4 separate regions of the Homo sapiens genome follow, and all the other regions are linked to region 1. The links are chromatin contacts, found by Hi-C or POLR2A ChIA-PET in ENCODE. All regions are on one chromosome and are shown on one strand. The core of a region is the stretch at or near the end of the contact, and the rest is flanking DNA. Distances in the headings are between cores, read along the strand shown.

Region 1 (4,405 bases), core at 1,028-3,527:
CCACTTAGAGGCTATGGTCATGACTTAGAGGCTATATTAAGACCACTTAGAGGCTATGGTCATGACCTTGAGTCCGTTTCCCTGAGTTTCACTGCCTCAGACTAATCATACCGAATAGGCCAGTATTGCCAAATCCCAGTGCTAGGATGGGGATTAATGAGAAAACATTTGCCAAAAAACCTAGTATACCTTGTGTAATACCTGACACGTAGTAGGTGCTCAATAAGTGATACTCATTGATTTATTTTTTTATTTTATTTATTTTATTTTTTTGAGACCGAGTCTTACTCTGTCACCCAGGCTAGAGTGCAGAGGCGTGATTTCGACTTACTGCAACCTCTACCTCCTGGGTTCAAATGATTCTCCTGCCTGGGCCTCCCGAGTAGCTGGGATAACAGGCGTGTGCCACCACACCTGGCTAATTTTTATATTTTTAGTAAAGACAGGGTTTCACCATGTTGGCCAGGCTGGTCTTGAACTCCTGACCTCAGGTGATCCGCCTGCCTCAGCCTCCCAAAGTGCTGAGATTACAGTTGTGAGCCACCACGCCTGGTCAATAAGTGATACTCATTGTTAATAACAATTCTAGTTCATCTAAGGATTTAAAGCTGTGTACCTTTCATAGTGTTCTACAAACAGCTTCCTGATTTCCAGCAGCTTTGCTTATATCAGCCAGGATAGTCTAGGTTATGCTGCAGTAAAAAACAAGCCCCTAGGCTGGGCACGGTGGCTCACGCCTGTAATCCCAGCACTTTGGGAGGCCGAGGCGGGCGGATCACCTGAGGTCAGGAGTTTGAGACCAGCCTGACCAACGTGGTGAACCCCTGTCTCTATTAAAAATTCAAAATTAGCCGGGCATGGTGGTGCATGCCTGTAGTCCTAGCTAGTTGGGAGGCTGAGGCAGGAGAATCGCTTGAACCTGGGAGGTGGAGCTTGCAGTGAGCCAAGATCGCGCCATTGCACTCCAGCCTGGGCTACTAGAGCGAAACTCTGTCTCAAAAAACAAAACAAAACTAAACAAAACAAAAAAACAAACCAAACAAACAAACAAAAACCACCAAAAAGCAAGCCCCCGATCTCAGTGGTTCACAACAGCAAAGGCTACTTCTTGCTCACGCTACATGTCCATCATGGGGCAGGTGCCTCTCTGCTCCGGTTGTCTTCCCTCCTGGACTCAGTATCATGGAGCAACCACTTTCTGGAAGATTGCTGGTTGCCACAGTAGAGGAAAAGGGTCTTATATCAGCATTCATTGCTGTGGCTTAGAAATGACACATATTATTTCCATTCAAAACTCTTTTGTCCAGAACTGGTTACATATTCCCACCCAACCATAAGGAGACCAGGAAGAATAATCCCACTGTGCATCTGGAAAGGGGAAAAGCCAGACAAATGTGGCCAACAGCCCCAGTGACTACCACCACAGTGCTTTTGAAAACCACTGCCCAGAGCCAGAAGGATGGAGGATCAGCATGGCGGTAGGAGGAAGGGAGAAGCCAGAGGGGAATGAGGAGGAGCCGGGGTGCCTGGTATGGAGGGCCATCCATCCTTGGTCAATGTGCAGGGCTGGGGCCAGAGGAAGGCTGGGCGCCTTTCTCATCTGGACCCAGACCCAGACAGACCCCGGGGCCATTCCGTTCTGCAGGCAAACAAGCCAGTCCCGCTAGAATGTGGCAGTCACAGGCTTTCAACATGGAAGGTGGAGCTGCCTGGACGCTGTGTTTTTTTTCTGTTTGTTTTTTTGAGACGGAGTCTTGCTCTGTCACCCAGGCTGGAGTGCAGTGGCATGATCTGGGCTGATTGCGCCTCGGCAAAATCTCGGCTGACTTGCCTCCCGGGTTCAAGCGATTCTCCTGCTTCAGCCTCCCGAGTAGTTGAGATTACAGGCGCGCACCACCACGCCCGGCTAATTTCTGTATTTTTAGTACAGACGGGGTTTCATCATGTTGGCCACGCTGGTCCTGACCTCAAGCGATCCGCCCGCCCAGGCCTCCCAAAGTGCTGGGATTACAGGAATAAGCCACCGCGCCCGGCCAGACGCTGTGTTTTCCTGGCACTCCACTTCATGAGCAAAACTGTCACAGAGTAGTATTTCCCTGGCTCCACCCCTCCGGCGCTGCTGGATTCCTGAACCTATTCACTTCTTCTGAAGTGCTCTCAACTTGGCCTCCCTGGCTCCTTCCTGGTGCAGACATTTACTCTTCCTGCTCCGGCTTTGTGCCTCTGTAAAACTGCTGACGTCACCAGCAGCGGCTCCGACCGCCTGTCCTCCAAGGTCCCGGGCTGCGGCTGCGCAGCGCCGACAGCACGATGCGTGTGCCGACAGCGCCACCTCCTGGCTCTGCCGAGGCTGTTGGCAACACGCAGGGCTCGCAGTGCGCCCGCTTTTCTACTGCAGCCCTCAAAATTCAGCACGAGGCTTGGCTAGGGGAGCTTGAGTGGCTGACACTGTGGTCTGGTTAGTTTCCATTCTGACCCATGCTAGCCGTCTTTCAGATTCTAGAACTCAGTTCTTCTCCGGACCTCCCTCCCAGCCACAAGTCTTTGAATATGCGGCCTGCAGCTGGGCTCCCCTCATCCCCGCTCTTCTCCCCAACCTTCTTCATCATCCCTTGGCCGATCTTGAAGACTTAGCGGAGGCAGGGCGCAATGGCTTACGCCTGTAATCCCAGCACTTAGGGAGGCCGAGGCGGGAGCATCACTTGAGGTCAGGAGTTTGAGACCAGTCTGGCCAACATGGTGGAACTTTGTCTCTACTAAAAATACAAAAATTAGCTGGGCGTGGTGGCGGGCACCTGTACTCCCAGCTACTGGGGAGGTTGAGGTAGGAGAATCGCTTGTACCCGGGAGGCAGAGGTTGCTGTGAGCCAGGATTGAGCCACTGCACTCCAGCCTGGGCAACAGAGCGAGATCCTGTCTCAAAGGAAAAAAAAAGTCTTAGCTGAAACGTCACTTCCTCGACTCCTCAAATTTAGTCAAGCCCCCGTGCTATGAGATCTCTCCCCTTCTTGCTGGACGGGTTGGCAATGCTGGAGGATCTTGAAAGAGGAACACTCATGGGTCAAGAGCATTTCCTAACAGCGAACAGAGGTTTCAGAATCCTCATGAGCATCGGTGTCTCCTTGCTGGGACGCTGCTCACACACTTTGTGATCCTCAGAGGTGAGATGCAGGCCTATTAAACACGCTGGCCTTGGTGAGAAAGCCTCTGTGGGTTTCCTGTTTATCCCAATAAGCTGATTCAGGAAAGGAGACATCTCCTTCCTTCTCTGTTTGCCATGGAGGACTCACACCTTTCTTGTCCCCAGGACAGTGGACATCTGTTTGCCAATGCAGACCTCGTGCTCACTGGAGGCTGGAGAAGGCACGCTCAAGAAACGTTCAAGGCATGACAGCTACCCAGAAGGCCTCTAGTGCCCCAAGAGCTGCTCATCAGCCCCATTTTCTTCCTAATATTATTTAAAAATTTAAAGAAATTCAGTGAAAGTGTAAGCATACAGGCATAGGTAGTAGGTAAACTAGAATTCACTCTTGCTGGGGGAATACCACCCAGGGTTTGAAAAGATACAGAAGGCAAAAGAAACTGCATTTAGTATAATAAAATACAATTAGGCAGAGCACGGTGGCTCATGCCTGTAATTCCAGCACTTTGGGAGGCCGAGGAAGGCGGATTACCTGAGCTCTGGAGTTTGAGACCAGCCTGGGCAACATGGTGAAACCCCGTCTCTACAAACATACAACAATTAGTGAGTCTTGGTGGTACATGCCAGTCATCCCAGTTATTTGCTGGGCTGGGCTGGGATGGGAGGACTGTTTGGGCTCAGGAGGTCAAGGCTGCAATGAGCTGTGTTCACGCCACTGCACTCCAGCCTGGGTGACAAAGCAAGACCATGTCTAGAAAAAATAAAAAAATTAGCAGCCTATAATTCCAAAGCAGAAAACCAGCTGGCTGGCTATGCACTAAATCTGACCAGCCATTGTGTGTAAGGCGTGTGTGTGCAAATGTGTGTTTGCATGTATATCGTTTAAATAGTTACTTTATTTACCAACATTTACATTTAAGGAAATTTCACATCAAATAATCTATAATTCTAGAATCTTCTTAAACATGAGGTGGGCAACATGAGACCCCCACTTCTATCAGTATCCATCCTGACTGGACCCAAGTGGACAGCTTGAGTTTCCAGTTCAATCCAGTTCCTGCCTGGCCTCTGCTGGCCTCTGGGTTTGCAATCCCAACTCCCTACCACCGCCACTACTGCTGAGAGCATCCCCTCTACAGTACTCAGAACCTCACTGGCTGCCTGCAACCCTGGGGGATCAGCAGAAGAGACTCTAAGCCCATCTATCAGGTAAAAAACCTGAGGCCCAGAGAGGGAAAGTGACTTACCTAGGGACACACAGCT
Region 2 (4,405 bases), core at 1,177-3,676, 440 kb before region 1:
TGAGAGAAAGAGAAGGAGAGAAGGAATGGGAGAGAAGGAATGAGAGAAAGAGAAGGAATGAGAGAGAGAGAAGGAGAGAAGGAATGACAGAGAGAAAGAGAGAAGGAATGAGAGAGAGAAAGAGAGAAGGAATGAGAGAGAGAAGGACAGAAAGATTGAGGGAGAGAGAAGTAGAGAAGGAATGAGAGAGAGAATGACAGAAAGATTGAGGGAGAGAGAAGTAGATAAGGAATGAGAGTGAGAAGGAGAGAAGGAATGAGAGAAAGAGAATGAATGAGAGAGAGAAGGAGAGAAGAAATGAGAGAGAAGGAGAGAAGGAATGACAGAAAGAGAGAGAAGGAACGAGAAAGAGGAGAAAAGGAATGAGAGAGAGAAGGAATGAGAGACAGAGAGACGGAGAGAAGGAATGACAGAGAGAAAGAGAGAGAAAGAATGAGAGACAGGAGAGAAGGAATGACAGGGAGAGAGAAGGAGAGGAGGAGAGAAACTGACATGGACTCTGGTGGACATTTGTAAAACATCACAGCCACCCAGCACTTGATCGGTAAACTCACTTTCCCAGCCACCAAGAAGCTGGAATGAAGACATAGGTGATCTGCCCTGGGATGGAATTGGAAGCTGACTTGGAGCTGGATGCAGTAACTGATGTGTCCTGATCCCCTTTTGAAAAGAGTATTTTTGTGTGTATGTGGGCTAAAAGGGGTTTATAAATATTATTTTCTGTTACTTTGTTTTGTTTATTTAAGTGTGTGTGTGTGTGTGTGTGTGTGTGTGTGTACTTGCTGATGTTGGGTAGTCAAAGGCTTTGTAGACTTTGGTGATTCTTTTTGCCCAGTAAACACTTTTCCTCCATTTGGGGGCGCTCCCTGCTCTATAGCTCTTGGTGGGATGTGGCAATAGCCTCTGACTACAGAAATCAGATACTCATTCCCAGCCTCTCTTGATGCAGAGATGCAGCCAAACAGATGTACCCATATTAGACTTCAAATCATGAGCTCCCTCCAGAATCTATTCTGGGGATAATGGCAGCAGTTACATCCTGTTTCCAGAGCCAACAGCATAAGAGGCTGTAGTCGTGTATCCAGCATTGGTCACGTTGGTGACAATGGTGCTGAAGTCAGAGCTGTCTGTGCCTACCAGTGCTTCCCACTAAACCACTTTTCAGTGTGATTTTGGGTGCTGTTCCTGAGGGTGTTTCTTCTGGACACAGATTGTATATAGGCCATTTTTCCTTCTCTCCTAGAGAGCTTCTGAGATACCTAATATTTGGTAATACATTGCTTTTCTGATTAAGCTAGTTTGGGTTCACTTTGTTAGCAGCTAGGAATGCTGACTGGTTCAGGAATGAATTAGGTCATAAAATGAAAAGTCCAGCAATGTCCCTGCTTCAGGTAAGGTTGGTTCTAGGTGCTCAACTATATACTAGGACTTTTTTTTTTTTTTGAGACAGAGTCTCACTCTGTTGCCCAGGCTGGAGTGCAATGGTTCAGTCTCAGCTCATTGCAACCTCCACCTCCCAGGTTCAAGTGATTCCTGCCTCAGCCTCCCAAGTAGCTGGGATTACAGGCAAGTGCCACCACACCCCACTAATTTTGTACTTTTAGTAGAGATGGGGTTTCACTATATTGGCCAGACAGGCCTTGAACTCCTGACCTCAAGCGATCCGCCCCCACCTTGGCCTCCCAAAGTGCTAGGATCACAGTCATGAGCCACCGTGCCTGGCCTAGGACTCCTGTCTCTCTCAGGTCTGCTTTCCTCCACGTGGGTTTCTTTCCCAGGAATGACCTTTGTACAACATGGAAAAGATGACCATCAGAGATCTAGATTTGCCTTGTCCTTTAACTAGCAGCCCCAGAGGGAAGGGCGTCCATCTTTCCTACCTATTTCTCCCACAGAAGTCCTGGGAATGGCTCTGCCCAAAGCACCAGCATGGCAGAGGTTCTGCAGTTAGTGTCTGAGAGCCTTAGTGTTTCAGCAATTTTTTTCACAGCTTCCCTAGGTCACAGAAATACTGAACAGTTCAATTACCAAGTGGCTAGGTCCAAATGGTTTGTGAACCTCTGCAATCCACTCATGGGATAGGCCGGCTGAGTCAGGCACCCACCTCTGCAAAGGAGGTGCACCCACACTTCCAGGAAGAAAATTATGATGGGCAAAGTATAAAAGATATCCACCATTCCTCTGTCCTGATGGAACAGCCTTGGCAGGCCTGTGTCTGGTAGATATAAACAGAGTGTGCGCGTGTGATAGGTAGCATATGATCAGCAGAAGAGCTGGCCTGGGTCTGGGGCTCTGTGGAGCGCATCTGGTTTATTTATAGGTTGCTCGTAACCCAACCTGGATCCTATTAAGTAACCTGTAAAAACAAGCCACACCACCGAACATGGAGGTCCAATGCCGATTCATGACCCTGAGAGCTCCATCCTGAGGGGGCGGGCCCGGAACGTGAGTACTGCATTTGGAATGAGGGATGCGGAACCGTGGGAAGGGACAAATCAGTTGCATTTATCTTTCCTTTTTTGCCCAAAAACCCAATAAACACACCTCTTCCTTGTTTAGTTCCTGTGCTCTGAGGGTGAATTGCAGCATGTCTAGAATGAAACTGAGCGGTTGTACTAAACTTGCTGCCTGGCACTGATGTTGCCCAAGGCAGGAAAGCCGGTGAATAGTGTCGCTTTGTAGGCAGGGGGGCAAGGAGGAGTTTGGCGTGGTTTGTACCAACTTGTCAGCATTGTTTATTGATAACAGTAAGACTGATTTTCTCCTGGTGAGACCCCCAGAGAGCTGTGCTGCAGAAGCTAGTTATGTAACAGGAATTTGTGTATGTGACCTGTGAAACATAAAAAACCCCAGCCGAGACTCTCTTTTGGGCCCCTTAGTTCTGTGGTGCTCTGTGCACCTGCCAAGGGTTCTGTATCTGAAAGAGGAAGTGCATTTTGCCATGACCATACAGTAGAGAGGACAATAGAAACCCAAACCGGCCCTGCCAGACCCCTTGCTGTGAGCTGGCCATAGCTGTGATGCACATCTTCTTCTTTTTTTTTTCTTTGGTCTCTGTTGCACAGTGGAGTCCAGTGGCATGATCATATCTCATTGACGCCTCCAACTCTTAGGTTTAAGCGTCCTCCCACCTCAGCCTCCTGGGTAGCTAGGACTACAGGGGTGTGCCACCACACCTAGTTTTTGTTTGTTTGTTTGTTTTGTTTTGTTTTGTTTTTCTTGAGACAGAGTCTTCCTCTGTCACCCAGGCTGGAGTGCAATGGCATGATCTCAGCTCACGGAAACCTCTGCCGCCTGGGTTCAAGCAATTCTCCTGCCTCAGCCTCCCAAGTAGCTGGGATTGCAGGTGTGCACCACCACACCCAGCTAATTTTTTGTATTCTTAGTAGAGATGGGGTTTCATCACGTATGCCAGGCTGGTCTCAAACTCCTGACCTCAGGTGATCCACCTGCCTCAGCCTCCTAAAGTGCTGGGATTACAGGCGTGAGCCACTGCACTCAGCCCAGGCCTAGTTAATTTTTAAATTTTTTGTAGCAATGGGAATCTCATTCTGTTGCTCAGGCTGGTCTCGAACTCCTGGTCTCAAGCAATCCTCCCACCTCAGCTCCCCAAAGTGCTGAGATTACAGGTATGCACCACCATGCCCTGCACACATCCTGACTTTAATGTTAGCTGTAGAGTGCTCCTTTCTCTTCAAGAATCTATAGATTTGTAAGCACTGTCATTTGGAGCCCTATAAATCATTAGCAATAAATCCTGTAACTGGCACTCTTAGTGCAGTCCCTAAGGTTAAAATGACTCGATTCTGTCTAATTGGGCTGAGAAGGACATAGATGTGTTAGTCTCTAGTTTCTCAAGCTAATCCACATGCCATTCTGCTGATAGAGGATTCGCATTCAAAATATCTATAGATATTGCCAGATTCTCATGTCTATCAGTAACGTGTGGACAGGCCTTTTGCACTACACTGTCATCAAAATTCGAGGTGCTCAATCATTTGCATTTTTGCCGTCTGAGAGGTGAAACATTTGATGTCATTGCCTGCACTTGTACTTGGCAAAATCAAGCATGCCAGGAAGGGAGTGTAGCTTGCCTATCTCCCTTGGTTTCCTGAGGAGGTTGCCAGAAGTGTAGTGCTCTCAGCAGCCCCTACGGAGTGAAGAATCCATTATTTCAGAGGAGATCAGAGCAAGCCAGAACTTGTGGTTTTACAATATTTTAGTTTGGGGTCAAGGGTTGATCGGCATTCAAGATTCATTCTTGGGCTGGGTGCAGTGGCTCACACCTGTAATCCCAGCACTTTGGGAGGCTGAGGGGGGTGGATCACTTGAGGTCAAGAGTTCAAGACCAGCCTGACCAACATGGTGAAACCCTATCTCTACCAAAAATATAAAAACATTAGCC
Region 3 (4,405 bases), core at 1,086-3,585, 410 kb before region 1:
TCGGGAGACTGAGGCAGGAGAATCGCTTGAACAAGGGAGGCAGAGGTTGCAAAGCCGAGATCGTGCCACTGCACTCCAGCCTGAGCCACAGAGCAAGACTGTGTATCAAAAATTAAATAAATATATACATACATACATAAAAAAACAAAACTTAGTGTCATGAATGATGAGGTCTTATTCTAAGTGTTGTTCTGTATCTGTCATTTACTGGGTATACACAGAGTAGGCAGGAAAGCGCAGATAACACACATCTCTGCCTTCAAGGTGAAGCTCCGGGCTGCCACAATAAACCACTCACTGCATCAGCTGAAACCTCTGCACTGTACCTATCTATGTAGAGCATAGGAAGAGAGCAAAGAAATAAAAAGCAGAATGCCTAAAATAATGGGACAAATCAAAGTTGAATAATTATAACAAAAAATAATTAATATGAATATGAATAACATTAAGAAAAGTATCAAATTGGGTCAAAATCAGATCTGAGTAATTTTCTACATCCAAGAGATAACCTGAAATAAATAGGACACAAAAGGCCAAAATAACAAGTTAGAAAAACTTACATAGAACCAACAAAAAAAGAAAACAATATTAACATTTAACAGTATTAATTTGTCAGATTTTGTCTTACCATGTACTTGGCAGCATTCCCTGCACCAAATGCATTACTGTACAAGTGGGAGATTTTATGATAAAATAATGAATAATAAATCTCATTACTAAAATCTTTTTATTCTATTGGCTTTTTGTTGTTGTTGAGACAGAGTCTCGCTCTGTCACCCAGGCTGAAGTGCAGTGGTGCAATCTCAGCTCACTGCAACCTCCGCCTCCCGGGTTCAAGAGATTCTCCTGCCTCAGCCTCCTGAGTAGCTGGGATTACAGGTGCCCACCACCACGCCTGGCTAATTTTTGTATTTTTAGTAGAGACTTGTTGGCCAGGCTGGTCTCGAACTCCTGATCTCAGGTGATCCACCTGCCTCAGCTTCCCAAAGTGCTGGGATTACAGGCGTGAGCCACCGTGCCTGGCTTCTATTGGCTTTTATTATAAAACTAACAAGTTACTTTGGTAACAAAGCTCAATAATATAGATGAGTGAAAAGTGCAAAAGTATTTTGTCACCCTAGCCCTAAATCTCCCTCCCTGAGCTAAGCCTGTTCACATTTGGTGTATCTCCTTCGAGAATATTCCCCTACTCCTACATCACATATATAGTACTTAAAAAAAATAAGAAAAGAATATAAAGAACATATTCTTCAACCTCTTTTCTTTTACTTAATATATCCTGGACCTCTTTCTAGGTCAGTTGTACATAGATTTGCCTCGTTCCTTTTCACATCCATAAACCTTTATTTTGTATTGCTCTATTTTCATGTAAACAGTCCCCGGCATGGATTTTTCAAATTGTTTCCATTTCTTTATACAACTTCAAATAACTGGATGAACATCCATACACGTTTGTCTGTTGTGTTGTGTTGTGCCGTTGTGTTGTGTCCGTGGTGGGTGTATTTCTAGAGGTGGGATGCTGAGTGTCAGGCACATGTACTTCTCATGTTAAGAGACATCCCAAGAAGGCCAGGTGCAGTGGCTCACACCTGTAATCCTAGCACTTTGGGAGGCCAAGGAGGGTGGATTGTTTGAGCTCAGGAGTTAGAGATTAGCCTGGGCAACATGGTGAATCTCCATCTCTACAAAAAAAAAAAAAATATATATATATATATATATTAGCTGGGTGTGGTGGTGCACACCTGTAGTCCCCGCCACTTGGGGGGCTAAGACAGGAGGATCACTTGAGCCCGGGAGGTTACTGCAGTGAGCCGAGATTGTGTCACTGCACTCCAGCCCAGGTGCCAAAATGAGACCATCTCCAAATGAAAGAAAAAAAAAAAAGAAAGATACCCTAAATCATCCTTCCAAAAGCCATAGCAGCTGAGCGCAGTGGCTCACGCCTGTAATCCCAGCATTTTGAGAGGCCAAGGCGGGCGGATCACCTGAGGTCAGGAGTTTGAGACCAGCCTGGCCATCATGGTGAAACCCTGTCTCTACTAAAAATACAAAAATTAGCCAGGCATGGTGGCAGGCACCTGTAATCCCAGCTACTCAGAAGGCTGAGGCAGAAGAGTCAGTTGAACCTGGGAAGTGGAGGTTGCAGTGACTGAGACTGCACCACTGCACTCCAGCCTGGGCAGCAGAGAGAAGCTCCATCGCAAAAAAAAAAAAAAAGAAAGAAAAGAAAAGAAAAAAAAATAGGTGAGGACTGGGAGAGACAGGTTTCAGGCATGGAGAAGGGAGTCATATTTATTAATCATATTATAAGCTTAAATTTTAAAAAATCTAAAGCATGCCATGTGGCAAACAAGGAAATTTGCAAGTTCCCGGTTCCAAGGTGTTACCTGGTAAGTTCTTTTAAGCTTTCAGAAAACAAGCAATTCTCACGTTGTACAAATTGTCCCAGAAATAGAAAAAATACGTTACACTATTTTTTATACCCACCATATGCTATTGCTGGGTGGAGATATAGCAGATCCTTGGTTTTAATGAGGGAGATATCATGAGACCCTCTCAATTGCTCAGGTTTGAAAATACTACATCAAATAACTTCCTTTGTAAAGTTTAACTAAAAATGTAAAGTTTAACTAAAAACATAAGCAGCTCTTTAAGCCCCTGCTTGAAGCAGTGTGGCAGCGGGGAAGGGGTCAATCACTGGTTCCATTTCTGGTTAAAGTAGAGGCAGCAGGCAGGACAAGGTGGCGACATTATCAAAGAACTCATCTGGATATCAAAACTGTTATGACCCCAAAGCACGGTTGGGCGCAGTGGCTCATGCCTGTAATCCCAACACTTTGGGAGGCCAACATGGGCAGATCACTTGAGGCCAGGAGTTCAAGACCAGCCTGGCCAACATGGTGAAACCCTGTCTCTATTAAAAATACAAAAAATTAGCCAGGCTGGTAGTGCACACCTGTAGTCCCGTTACTCGGGAGGGTGAGGCAGGAGAATTGCTTGAACTGGGAGATCGCGCCATTGCACTGCAGCCTGGACAACAGACAGAGACCCCGTCTCAAAAAAAAAAAAAAAAAAAAAAAAGACGCCAAAGTGCCATGATAAGGGAGTGTTTCTATAAACATGACAATACATCTTCTCTTAAGGAAATAGCATAGAGTCATCAAAAATAATAGTTATAACAACTGTATAGCAAGATGGAAAATACTTGTATAACATTACATTTTAAAAACAGGGCACGTGGCCAGGCACAGCGGCTCATGCCTGTAATCCCAGCACTTTGGGAGGCCAAGGCAGATGTATCACCTGAGGTTGGGAGTTTGAGACCAGCCTGGCCAACATGGTGAAACCCCCATCTCTACTACAAATAGAAAACTTATCCAGGCATGGTGGTGCGCACCTATAATTGCAACAACTCGGGAGGCTGAGACAGGAGAATCACTTGAACCCAGGAGGCGCAGGTTGCAGTGAGCCGAGATCGCACCACTGCATTCCAGCCTGGGTGACAGTGAGACCGTCTCAAAAATAATAATAATAATAAATAATAATAATAAATAAAAACAGGACACACCATTATAAGTATAAAAGCCATGCGAAAAATAATACGGATTTGAAAAATAACGGGAAGTAGAGAATGAAATCAATAGTTATGTTGCAGGAGAACTAGGGGTGATTTTTGTCAAATTATATTTTTTGTCAAATTTGACTATCTTTTTGTCAAATTATATTGAAAATACATTTAAAGTGATTTTTGAGCAACAAAAGAAGCTGCAATGTGAGAGAGAGTGTCTGAACAAGGTGGACTCTGCTGTGTTGCCTGCCTGGGTAAAACCAACCACCATCCCGCCCACGAGCCTTGTCATCAGGCAGGTGTCATTCAGCAGGGACTGGACTGTGCCTCTCTCAGGGCTATAGATGATAGGCACTGGACAGAATGAGCGTTCACTTGCTCCCAAGTTAAAAATGTTATCAATTAACATGGCCCCGATTGTCTTGGTGCCTATCATTGTGTTGTTGGATGATTCTCAGAAGACTTTTGTGACTTAACGAAATGGGAAAAGTTCCCTTATCCCCCTTGCACAGTATAAAACGGGGTGTGGCTCACTTCTTCGGTGCCCTGCGGCTCAAACCCCTAGGGGGAGCATGCGGACCGGCAGGTCTTGGGGAGCGTGGGCTCCGACCCCACAGCAGCCCCATCTAGGGTTGAGTGTTTGCAGCTCCCGAGCCCCAGTGAGCTTATCGGAAGGACAAAGCAGAGGGTCTAATTTCTGTACTCCAGGGTTCTAACCCTAGTATGCCAGAAAAATTGGATCACACGTGGGCTTGGAGAGTGAGTGCAAGGTTTTATCGAGTGTAGTTCTCAGCAGATGGATGGGGAGCCAGAAAGGGGATGGAGTGGGAAGGTGGT
Region 4 (4,405 bases), core at 930-3,429, 280 kb before region 1:
AAGAGAGGACACAGGTAATGAGAGGTAATTTAAATGATTTTTTTCCTACTATAAAAAATACCTGGAGACTCTGAAAAAGGTGTCTACAAATATGACTGCTTAAGAAACTTAAGAGATACACAAAGGTGCATGCAAATTTGCTTAAGGCTTCCAGCTTCAATAAAATTTTGGTTAACTGAAAATTCACCTTTTGTTTTCTCCAGCCTTCTATGTTTCAGCCTTTATTGAAAAAGGTAAATCCTTTCTTATATATACCCTAGAAATTTGTGTCATTATTGTAAATAGTAATTGTTATAGAATGCTGTAGCTACAGGTTTAGGAGAATACTGACAATAAGAGTTTCTTTAAAGTTCTCTTATTAAAATAATATAATTAAAAAATGCATCAAAGATGTGGTTCAGTCCAGAAGTTGGTCTAATTCTGCCCTTTACTAGTGATCTTGGAAAAATCTTTAACCTCTGAATATAAACTTCATAATTTCCCTATTTTATATTATCACACATTCAAATAAAACAATTTATAAAATGATGAGTTTATCAGTTGTCTCATAAAATTAAGATTTTCTAATTTTTTACAGCATTCTAATAAATAGCTCATTCTGAAGGATTTATGAGATATTTTAGTTATGCTATGTATTTTTAGGATATACTTTCTAAAAGACTACCCAAAGGTTAAAAAGATTAATTCCAAAATTAAGCTTCCCATTTTTAATTTTTATCTATTTTTATTTTTTACAAGCCCACGGCTAACAACACGAGCTCTCCATTTAAAAAATAAACATCTACAGAAATCTAAATTCAAAATAACAAATCACACTGAGAATACATAGTTTTTTGCTGTCTCCATAAGGACTGTTTGGCAACATGCAGTACCAGGCTTTTAAAAATGTTCTGTATTGGCCAGGCGCAGTGTCTCATACCTGTAATCCCAGCACTTTGGGAGGTTAAGGCTGGTGGATTTCTTGGGCCCAGAAGCTCAAGACCAGCCAAGGCAACATGGCAAATCCCTATCTCTATTGTGAATTCAATTTTTAAAATTTTAAAATTAAAAAAATGTGTTGTATAACACCATTGGCTGGCACACTGCCAATACAACATCATTACACCCGCTCCTAAATTAATAATCATTTTAACAATTCTGAAAGGAACACAGGAAATACAGGACCATCTGTGGAACCTGGAGAAACTGATGTAACATAGTATATCAGGCTCTATTCTGTGCATTTTACAGATATCTGTATACTTGTGGCATAATCCATAGTAATAATTTTAAAAAGAATGAGATCTTCAAATATTAGGAAAAACGCTGAGTAAAGTAATATAGATAAGTACTAGGCCTGTTCTTATTTAACACTTTTTAGAAGTGACCTGGAACACAGAATATATAGTACTCTCTGAATTTGCAACTGAAAAGCCAATCAGAAGGAGATAAAAAGCAGTCAAATTTTCTAAAGACAAAGTGAGTAAGCAGAAAATGGGCAGGTGAGTTTCACTGGAAGCAAGAGCAACCCAGTGTATTTTTGGAAAAAATCTTGAATCATACTAATGGGATAACTGTGTTTTCAGTTCTAATAATTGAAATAAACCTCAGAATCACTGTGTATCATTCTCTGAATCCTCTGGTTTATTACACTATTCTTGACAAAAAGCCTGGGGCACTAAGAAGATAGCATCTCCCCCACAATGTCCCCCGCCCCCATCCTTAGAAAAGCAGCAGCTACCTTGACACTTAGGTGTGACTGCAGCCTCCATACATCATGGAAAGAGACAAGGCCCCAAGGAGTTTTTTTGTTTTGTTTTATTTTGTTTTTAAAGAAAAGGGCAAATGAGGGGTCCCCACATGCAAAAAGTCCAAGACTAGGATAAAGGTTTCCTCAGGCCAGGAATTCATGCTACTTTTCTACATTTAGAACCAATATTTTACAGTGCAAATAGGCTTAAAAATTTATTACAGGAAAGAATTGGTACAAGCTTAAAAAAAATGTTACAATGATTTTTATAAACTCACTGAATGACAGGCTCATAGTGAGGTCTGACTGGCACAATGATATTTTGAAGTGTGTCCCTGGTATTATAGAGGACAATTTGCTCCCTGGTGTCCAAGAGAGAGAAGAGCAATTGAGCAGCCTGGGTCTGACCCAGCAAAACTGGAGTCCCCTGGTGGCTGAATGTGCCCGGTAATGTACCAAGGAGAAAATCATTTTAGGACATTTCCTGTATGTGTGTTTGGGAGGAGAGAGACAGGCAGGGGCTGGGAAGCTTTGGAACAGGGTGGGCACGATGAGATGTCAGCTAATGAAGGAGGCCCTGCCTTCTCCATGGACAAATCCCCAGCTTTCAGGACAGTGTCTGGGACGTGGTAAGTACTCAAGAAATATTTATTAAATAAACAAATGAAGGAAAGAGGTACTTCTCCCTGTAGTCTCAACTCTTTGAGTGTTTCATCCAATCTCCAGAACCCCAGCTTCCTTTCCTCCATACTACTCAATTGAAATTTACCTTACTGAAGTCACTGAAGACCTCCAAATCATGGCCAAATTTAATGGACATTTTATGTCTTCTTTGATTTGTCTGTGGTATTTGGCATTCCCTCCTTTGGGAAACTCTCACTCTTAACTTAAAATGATACCAGTCTTTCTTAACTTTCCTCTTTCCCTGTTCACCCTCTTCTCCATCGTACTCTTCTTCCTCCTCTACCATCCTCTCAATTGTTGTTGTTACTTGCAAGGTGTCATCCTCAGATCTCTTTTTACTGCACACCAGAGGTTCTTAACCCAAAGTGCATGGTTCCTAACACAGGCACCCCAGTAGAAATTTTTCTTATATGCATTTCCACGCAGAGAGGATCTGTAGTATTTATCAGATTCTCAAAAGGGTCCAAACCTCAAAGAAGTTAACATTGCTGACCACACTTGCTCAAGGTGTTCCAACTCATTCTATCACTTCAGTTACCAAGAATTTACCCTGACGGCTCCCACATTTCTATTTTTGAGCACATACATCTCTTCTGAACACCATGTTTCTATTCTTTTTCCCTTGAATATGGCCGACTATATGGGTTATTCATCCTTCAAGGCTTACTTCAGAAATCCCCTACTCCAGAAAGCCTTTCCTGACCCTACTTGCTCCCACATCTGGTTTAGGTACCCTTATCTGTGAGCATACTTTACCTTAGCACCTAATCCATGGTACATAACGGTTGGAGTTACTGTTCTGCATAACTATGACTAGACTATGAGCAGTCTGAGGGTAGAAATCATGTTTTATACTATATCCCCAGTTCTTAACCCAGTATCTGAATACACAGTAAATGAATGTTTGTTGAAATCAAACAATAATGCCTTGATTTCTATTACTCTAGCCATTTATTTATTCACACATGGATACATCAGAATGAAGAGCACCTATGTAGTTATCAAAATATTATAAAAGCATTCTTTCTTCCAAGAGCGCACTTGGAGATATCTTCAAATTTATAAATTTACTTCACTTTTTTTTTTGAGGTGGAGTCTCGCTCTGTTGCCCAGGCTGGAGTGCAGTGGCACGATCTCAGCTCACTGCAACCTCCACCTCCCAGGTTCAAGCGATTCTCCTGTCTCAGCCTCCCAAGTAGCTGGGATTACAGGCACACACCACCATGCCCGGCAGTTTTTTTTTTTTTTTTTTGCATTTTTAGTAGAGATATGTTTCACCATGTTGGCCAGGCTGGTCTTGAACTCCTGACCTCAGGTGATCCAACCGTCTTGGCCTCCCAAAGTGCTGGGATTACAGGCGTGAGCCACCGCGCCTGGCCTTACTTCAGTTTTATTTTCAGTATCTTTCAGAAATCTGAAGCTGAAAGGAAGATGTACAAAAAGAGTGGGAGAAAGGCTTTATTTTCAATTTTATTAGAATAGTTCAGATTCTAGACAAAATAATACCCACTCATTTAAAAAAAATTTTTTTTAGGTGTTCTTGTCATACAGAAGTAACTCAGCTTCCCTACCTTCCACCCACATACCAGCACTGCTATAAAAGTGGATCTAAGAGTCCCTGTCTACAAGGCAGGGCTTGCTCCAACTTTCCCAGGCTGCCTCTGACACCCAAGTGAAAGGCAACATTAAAGGGAGAGCATTTCCTGCAATAATAAAAACTTGTTGGTATAAAGGCTCTTCACGGCACGCCCCCACACAATAACCCTAACTAAGTGTAAATAACAATTTACACCTAACAGATATTAAATACCTTTCCAGAAGCACCTCTAATACAATACCACTTTAATATCCTTTGCCCCAACATTCCCCTTAACATAAATGAAGTCAAATTACAGCTAACTCTATTATTTCCCTAACTTTATTTCTCTAGTTTAGGCAGAGTTCAGTCATATAGAACCCATTCACCATTCAAAAAAAAAAAAAAGTGAGTGT

Evidence for each region. Hi-C counts contacts between places; a loop is a spot of excess contacts on that map. ChIA-PET counts read pairs that join two places held with the same protein, here RNA polymerase II (POLR2A). Pooled maps may share reads with other maps.
Region 2: a map of psoas muscle shows a loop between it and region 1 (18-fold over the local background). The contact joins two enhancer-like sites. A Hi-C loop is called at or near these places in 1 of 168 maps with a recorded cell type or tissue (psoas muscle) and 7 of 50 pooled maps.
Region 3: a map of A673 shows a loop between it and region 1 (3-fold over the local background). The contact joins the promoter of APOL5 here to the enhancer-like site in region 1. A Hi-C loop is called at or near these places in 2 of 168 maps with a recorded cell type or tissue (A673 and gastrocnemius medialis), 1 of 37 single-sample maps with no recorded cell type and 6 of 50 pooled maps. POLR2A ChIA-PET finds 5 or more read pairs at or near these places in 1 of 52 experiments (A673).
Region 4: a map of HCT116 shows a loop between it and region 1 (12-fold over the local background). The contact joins two enhancer-like sites. A Hi-C loop is called at or near these places in 13 of 168 maps with a recorded cell type or tissue (Caco-2, Calu3, HCT116 and 10 more), 4 of 37 single-sample maps with no recorded cell type and 24 of 50 pooled maps. POLR2A ChIA-PET finds 5 or more read pairs at or near these places in 2 of 52 experiments (HCT116 and PC-9).

The regions. Positions count from the first base shown.
Region 1 is chr22:36,121,839-36,126,243 of GRCh38, forward strand. No RefSeq gene overlaps it. Among named protein-coding and RNA genes, the nearest start is that of APOL3, 37 kb to the right of the region's middle. RefSeq lists an enhancer at 2,163-2,457 and a silencer at 2,398-2,467. Within about 2 kb of position 2,278, at least 31 of the 41 ENCODE cell types and tissues checked have a DNase peak (open chromatin) inside an H3K27ac peak, as active enhancers do; they include A673, PC-9, gastrocnemius medialis and 1 more, where a contact is called at or near this core.
Region 2 is chr22:35,683,570-35,687,974 of GRCh38, forward strand. No RefSeq gene overlaps it. Among named protein-coding and RNA genes, the nearest start is that of APOL5, 32 kb to the right of the region's middle. Within about 2 kb of position 2,427, at least 3 of the 41 ENCODE cell types and tissues checked have a DNase peak (open chromatin) inside an H3K27ac peak, as active enhancers do; they include psoas muscle, where a contact is called at or near this core.
Region 3 is chr22:35,715,537-35,719,941 of GRCh38, forward strand. It overlaps APOL5 (apolipoprotein L5), which reads left to right and starts at 2,336. Exons shown (of 5, transcript NM_030642.1): 1 at 2,336-2,390. The coding sequence starts at 2,336.
Region 4 is chr22:35,841,014-35,845,418 of GRCh38, forward strand. All of the region lies in intron 2 of RBFOX2 (RNA binding fox-1 homolog 2), which reads right to left. Among named protein-coding and RNA genes, the nearest start is that of APOL5, 130 kb to the left of the region's middle. Within about 2 kb of position 2,180, at least 9 of the 41 ENCODE cell types and tissues checked have a DNase peak (open chromatin) inside an H3K27ac peak, as active enhancers do; they include PC-9, where a contact is called at or near this core.